2 separate regions of the Homo sapiens genome follow, and region 2 is linked to region 1. A link is a loop called in an ENCODE intact Hi-C map of the cell type or tissue named here. Cell type or tissue: Caco-2. All regions are shown on one strand. Each heading gives the region's core, and the rest is flanking DNA. Links, peaks and the distances in the headings are about the cores only. Region 1 overlaps LINC00578 (long intergenic non-protein coding RNA 578). Region 2 overlaps LINC00578 (long intergenic non-protein coding RNA 578).

The links. Hi-C counts contacts between places; a loop is a spot of excess contacts. Peaks named below come from ENCODE experiments on the same cell type or tissue, not always from the same donor. Only the 100,000 strongest peaks of a DNase experiment are listed, where the experiment ranks them.
Region 2: it touches region 1 in a loop (5-fold over the local background); 2 of 110 quality-filtered maps call a loop at or near these places.

The regions. Positions count from the first base shown.
Region 1 is chr3:177,671,186-177,674,003 of GRCh38, reverse strand. All of the region lies in intron 3 of LINC00578 (long intergenic non-protein coding RNA 578), which reads right to left. Among named protein-coding and RNA genes, the nearest start is that of LINC02015, 140 kb to the left of the region's middle. In Caco-2, for the core only: no CTCF peak of the experiment used is centred there; a DNase peak (open chromatin) is centred at 1,293.
Region 2 is chr3:177,620,845-177,623,662 of GRCh38, reverse strand. The region is part of intron 2 of LINC00578 (long intergenic non-protein coding RNA 578); the gene reads right to left. Among named protein-coding and RNA genes, the nearest start is that of LINC00578, 180 kb to the right of the region's middle. In Caco-2, for the core only: no CTCF peak of the experiment used is centred there; no DNase peak of the experiment used is centred there.

The sequences.
Region 1 (2,818 bases), core at 260-2,759:
CTGCTGTTGCTGGGGTAATTTTTAAAATCTAACTCTTTCTTGCCACAAATCCCAAAACCTTCCTGTTTCCCACATAGGAACAAACTCTATCCCCTCCCCTACCACTATCCTTACACCATATGCATTTTACAGTAGTAGGCCGTCTGCCCTAGATGCTGAATCCATGTGGAAGAACTGCAAGTTAGTTTTGTGTGAAATGTTAGAGCAAAACTCAAAGCCAGCTCTGACTTTACATTTTATAAGGAAGCTAAAATTTGGCCCATGTTTGCAAAAAATGTTGCCAGCATTTGCTATGGGCCTGCAAGCAAAAGATTCCAGATTTGTTGAAAGCCAGGCAGAAGTCAGGCATATCTTCCAAATGTCATTTTGAACACTGACCCTGAAAAAAATGAGCAGAAGTTGACGCACAAGACTGTGCAGGAAAAATGTGCCGAGTCATAACTTCCAATGAACATGGGTTACAGCCCTTCCTGCGGTTCTGTCTTAAATGAACTCCATAGGCAGATGAGCTGTTTCTGAATGTTTATTATGGCCTCTGGTGAGCCAATAAGTTTTCTCTTTTCCTATTGCTTTTTAGTTAAAAAATTATAAATGCCTAGAGAATCCACCTGCCATCCTTTGGCTAAGTTAAAAGGCAGTGGTAAGAAGACAGCCATGCTCTGTTAGTGGTCCCAAACTTGGCATTGATTACTAGGCTGGCATGTGATGACACTGTTTTCAAAATAGCCTTTATCCAATTGCTAAGGCAGCTGCAGCCCTCTCAGAACCTCTGAAACCTGGGATCTCACAAGTAAACAATGATCACCATGGTGTTTATATTTTATTAAATGTCATATAGCCAGATTTTTCTAACCTGGTATAGCTTTAGCCAGAGACAATTTCTAGAGGATGAAACTCAAGGCAATTATCTAACATGCGGTATAAATGAAAATTTGTATGAATCAGAGAAACTCTATTATCAAGACAAGCTTGAGAATAATGGAGGACACTATACAGAACACAGATCAAATGCTAGAATTAAGCAACTGAAGTCAGAATGAAAATGTACACAAAAACAACACAAAATGCAGGCATCCTAAAACTTGGGGAATAAAAAATAGGTTCTTTTCAGGTTGAGAATAAGGTGGGGGACGAGATAACAGAAAACAAGTTAAGACCTTATGTTCCCTTTGGAGTGTTCTGAGTTCTAACAACTTCCCAGCTGAGTATGGCAGGTGAGACGAGATCCGGTGAGATGTGGAAGAGAGAGAAAAATAAGGCCCTGGATTTGCCCTTTGACTCTCACCCCGTGGTATGTCCCCTGAATCTGACCAACATTTTCGTAATCATGAAGATTAGGACACACGTGCCTCTTAACAAACAACTCCAAATCCTGGAATCTCACCTTTCCCCATTCCCATAAGTAAATCAGTAGCCTCTATTGTGATGGGGGAAAAAAAAACAAAAATAAACATATGAATAATCTTAAGGACATTTCGCCTCCTCGGAATTTTTGAAGCATTTTATTGACTCTCAGGATTTCTGATCCTTTATCATGGTCGTTCATATGTGTCTTATCTCCCTTACCATATACCCTGAGCACTAAGTGCAGGACAATTTACTGCTTGGTAGTTCACAGATCTAGTAGAGTACCTTGAGTAAAAGAAATGCGTCAACATTGATTCATCTGTTCACAATATATCCATATACTTTCCTAAGTCCAAAAGTGATACATAGTTAAGAACAAAAAGAGCCATTTGAACTGCAGAAGAGAATAGTTTCAGCATCATTCCGTTTCCCCCTGAATGTATCTCCAGATTCATTTTTTCCACAAGAGTAAGAACAAGGAGCTTTGCTAGAATACAAGGTACTTTTGCCAGGGTACCAGAGTAAAGACAACATGGTCTCTGCCCACCAGAATTTATGTAGGGACACAAGAAATTGAGAAAATCATTGCAACAATGTAGTAATGGGTAGTTTTGTGTACCAGGGTGCAATCATGGCTCACTGCAGCCTTGAACTCCTGGGCTCAAGCAATCCTCCCACCTCAGCCTCCTGAGTAGCTGGGACCAGGGGCACAAACCACCATGTCCAGCTAATTTTATTTATTTTTTTTTTTGTAGACACAAGGTCTCACTACGTTGTCCAGGCTGCTCTAGAACTCTTGGGCTCAAGAGATCCACCTGCCTCAGCCTCACGAAGTGCTGGGATAAGAGGCGTGAGCCACTGTGCCCTGCCTAGTTTTGCTTTTAAAATGACTTAGAAAGAGGGCGATGGTGGGACTCGAGAAGAGGACTTATCAATCAGCCTCCTCCTGGGAATCCAGAGAACTTTGGGCTCCCAGGGGAGATGTTATCAGAGATGAGGCTGGAGGTACGCATAGTCTTCATGACACATGGTCTTGATGACTTCATGTCAATCAAGTTCAATACTGACTGCCATGCACATGGCAGTTGCTTCATATTTGCTTCACAAAGCAAAGGTAGGCTGGGACAGACAGCTTTTAAGCTATAAGCTCTTTAACTAGGTAGACTGTGGAAGCATTAATATGGATGATACCTAGTTTTTTAAAGACCCATTCTGCTTCCCAGTTGGCCTCCTTAGGAAAAAGGAACCCCTCCCAAGAGGTAGGCAAGCCCAAGGTAATCTCATTGTACCATCTAGGCCTAAGAGAGACAGTCTACTGAAATATAAGATAGGGACATGGAGCACTGTCTGAATTATCTCTATGCTATTCCCAGGGCCTAGACAATACTTGACACAAAGTAAGCCTTCCAGAAAAATTTGTTGAAACGAATGAATGAATGAATGAATGAATGAGGAAAGAACCTAAAACAAT
Region 2 (2,818 bases), core at 2-2,501, 50 kb after region 1:
TTAAAAATCTATATAATCACTAGAGTCAAGTATTAGAAATGCTATCTTCTGTGGCCGCGTTCTCTTTCAAGGCCTATTAGTCCCTAAATTATCTCCCTGGGCACATGGCAACACTACATGTTCCAGGTAAGGCTATGTGTTGAGAAACAGTAGTGCTGGCTAAAGCCTCACAGTGAAATTAACATCCAGTGAAATTAATCTATTTGCAGGCTGCAAATGCCTATAGCAGTTGATGACTGTGATGAAAAGTGCTTTCACTTTCATGGACTATTTCAAACTTCCAAGAGAAGTTAAGGTGGAAACAAACATGAGCCAGACTCCCTAGTTCCCCATCTCTTTTCCTTTCTTCTGGGTCTTATCCACATTCTGTACCCTGAAAAAGCCCAGATCTTCTCCTGTACCTGCCCTATGTGCTGTCTCCAACCATCCTTAAAGCAAGGCCTCTGCCAAACACACAGAGTGAGGAGCCACCTATATGGCATGATGTTTGTCTTGACATGAGTGGAGACCACAGAGGCTTCCCCACACTCCCTTTGCAGATCTATCAGCGTTCTCCTGTACAACTACAGTGCCAGGACACTCCAGTTTTAGCTGCGCGTTGGTGTAGGGCATTGAAGGCCTCATAAAAATTACAGCTATCTGACAGCACTGATAGTCAAAGCCACTATCTATTAAGTGGTTACTATATGCTAGTGACTTTATATATGCTAGGTTATTAATCCCACCACAACCCTAGCAGTATTATTACTTCCACTGAAAACTGAGTTTTAGTGAGGTTAAGCAAACAACCCAAGGCAGCATAGCTAATAAAAGACAGAGCCAGGATTTAAACCTAATTCCATCTGACTCCTCCTACATGAAACAATTATAGCAAACATTTGTTGAAAGCTTACTACATGCCAATCATTGTTCTGAGCTCCTTACTTGTGTTAACTCATTTTTTCCCACAACAATTCTAGGAAGCAAACACTGCTATTGCCACCTTTTTGCAGAGGAAGGTACTGAGGTGAAGCGACTTGCCCAAACCCTACAAAAAGTAAGTGGTTAGAGCTGGGACTGCAATCCAGAGCTCTCTGTATTGAGACCAATCCACTCTTTTTTTTTTTTTTTTCATTCTTATATGTTTTAATTGTAAAATTTTCAAAAATTCCTACTTCCATGTCATCACCTAGATTTAACGACTATTGACATTTTGCTATATTTGCTTCAGTTTTTGTTGAAATACTTTAAAATAAGTTAACATGTCATAGTATTTTACTCCTTAATACTTCAGCGTGCATCTCTAAAGATGGATTTTTTTTACATAATCACAATAGCATTATCACACCTGATAAAATATATTACCAATTCCCTAATACCATATTCAAAATTCTGTAATTGTTCCAAAAGTATCTTTTCTACAGTTGGTTTGTTCAAACTAGTATCCTGCGAAAAATCATGAATAACATTTGCTAATTATATAATTCTAAAACACCTCCTTCCTACTCCCTTTTTGTACCATGACATTAATTGCTAAGGAATCAAGATCAGTCTATAGAATGATCTGCCTTCTGGATTTGTTTATTTCCTTGTGGTGCTGATTAAGTTTTTCCTCTAGTTTCTGTGTTTCTTATGAAGTGGAAACTTTAACTAAAGGCTTGAGTAGATTCACTTTCAGCAAGAATGCTTCATAGATGATATTGCAACTTCATATTGTACCACATTTGGATCTTCACAGTAACTGGCCATTGCATCAACAGCAGTGTCAAGAGCATCATAGCATCGGATGATGATGGACAGATGCCTCTGCTGCAGAGTTATGCCCCCGCCCCAACACTCAATTGGCAATCATCTGGGGAAGTCTGTCACAATGGTCCCTGTCCACCTTTCTTTTAGTGGTTTCAGCATCTGTCAAAGGTTCTTATTTGAATTTCCATCCTATCAAGGGCTGCAAAATGGTGACTTTCTGACCGTATTATTGCATCTACATTCACAGCTGACATTCTTCAATAAAGAAAAGTTTTCCTTCATCAAGTAGAACTATTTAGTTATGCTGAAATTCAGTATCTTCTAGAAAGACATTAAATCTTTAATTATTTTTAATTCTCAATTCTCAGAATAACCAATTCATGTAATAATCACCTCCAGTGATGGCAAATGAGTTTTGTTTTGGAAGACATTCTCTTTTCTAGTTATGTACTTGCGGAGTTTTATATATTCATAGTCATTTTTAAATGCTCAGGTTGTCTCACACTTGCCACTGTATACTCTTCAACTAGAATGCTACTTAACCCAGATTAAAATCCACGTTTCCCGTGTAGTAACTGAGTGACTCTTGCTTCTGTGCCTCTGTCTCTCAGAAATAAAACTGGAATTCAAAATTCTATAGAGCTTATAAGATGGTTGTAGTAATTAAATGAGACAGGTCAGCTACCAGGCTTAGCGAAGGCCATAAACAAAGAAAGAATGTGACAAATGTTAGTTGCTCCTATTTTCATATCATCACCATCTAATGCTAAGTCTTCACTAGGGAAGGAATTAGGGTCTGGAGATGCGGTGGTAAAGGGAAGAGCAAGGGTCTCAAATGCTTTAGAGAGAAGATTCTCACCCAGAACAGTGACACATGAGGGCTTTGCAGGGCCAGGAACAGGTAAAGAAACTAGGAACCTGGTGAAGGGAAGAAGGCAGGAGGCAGAATAAAATATTCCTGGAAAAAAATTATTTTTGTTTGTTTCACAGTTTTCTCAGGGCCTATTCTATTCCAAGATATCGAAAAGAATGCTGGTGAAACTAGAGCTAAGTGGCTGTCTCAGAACCTACCAGAGTAGAGAGGTCAGGT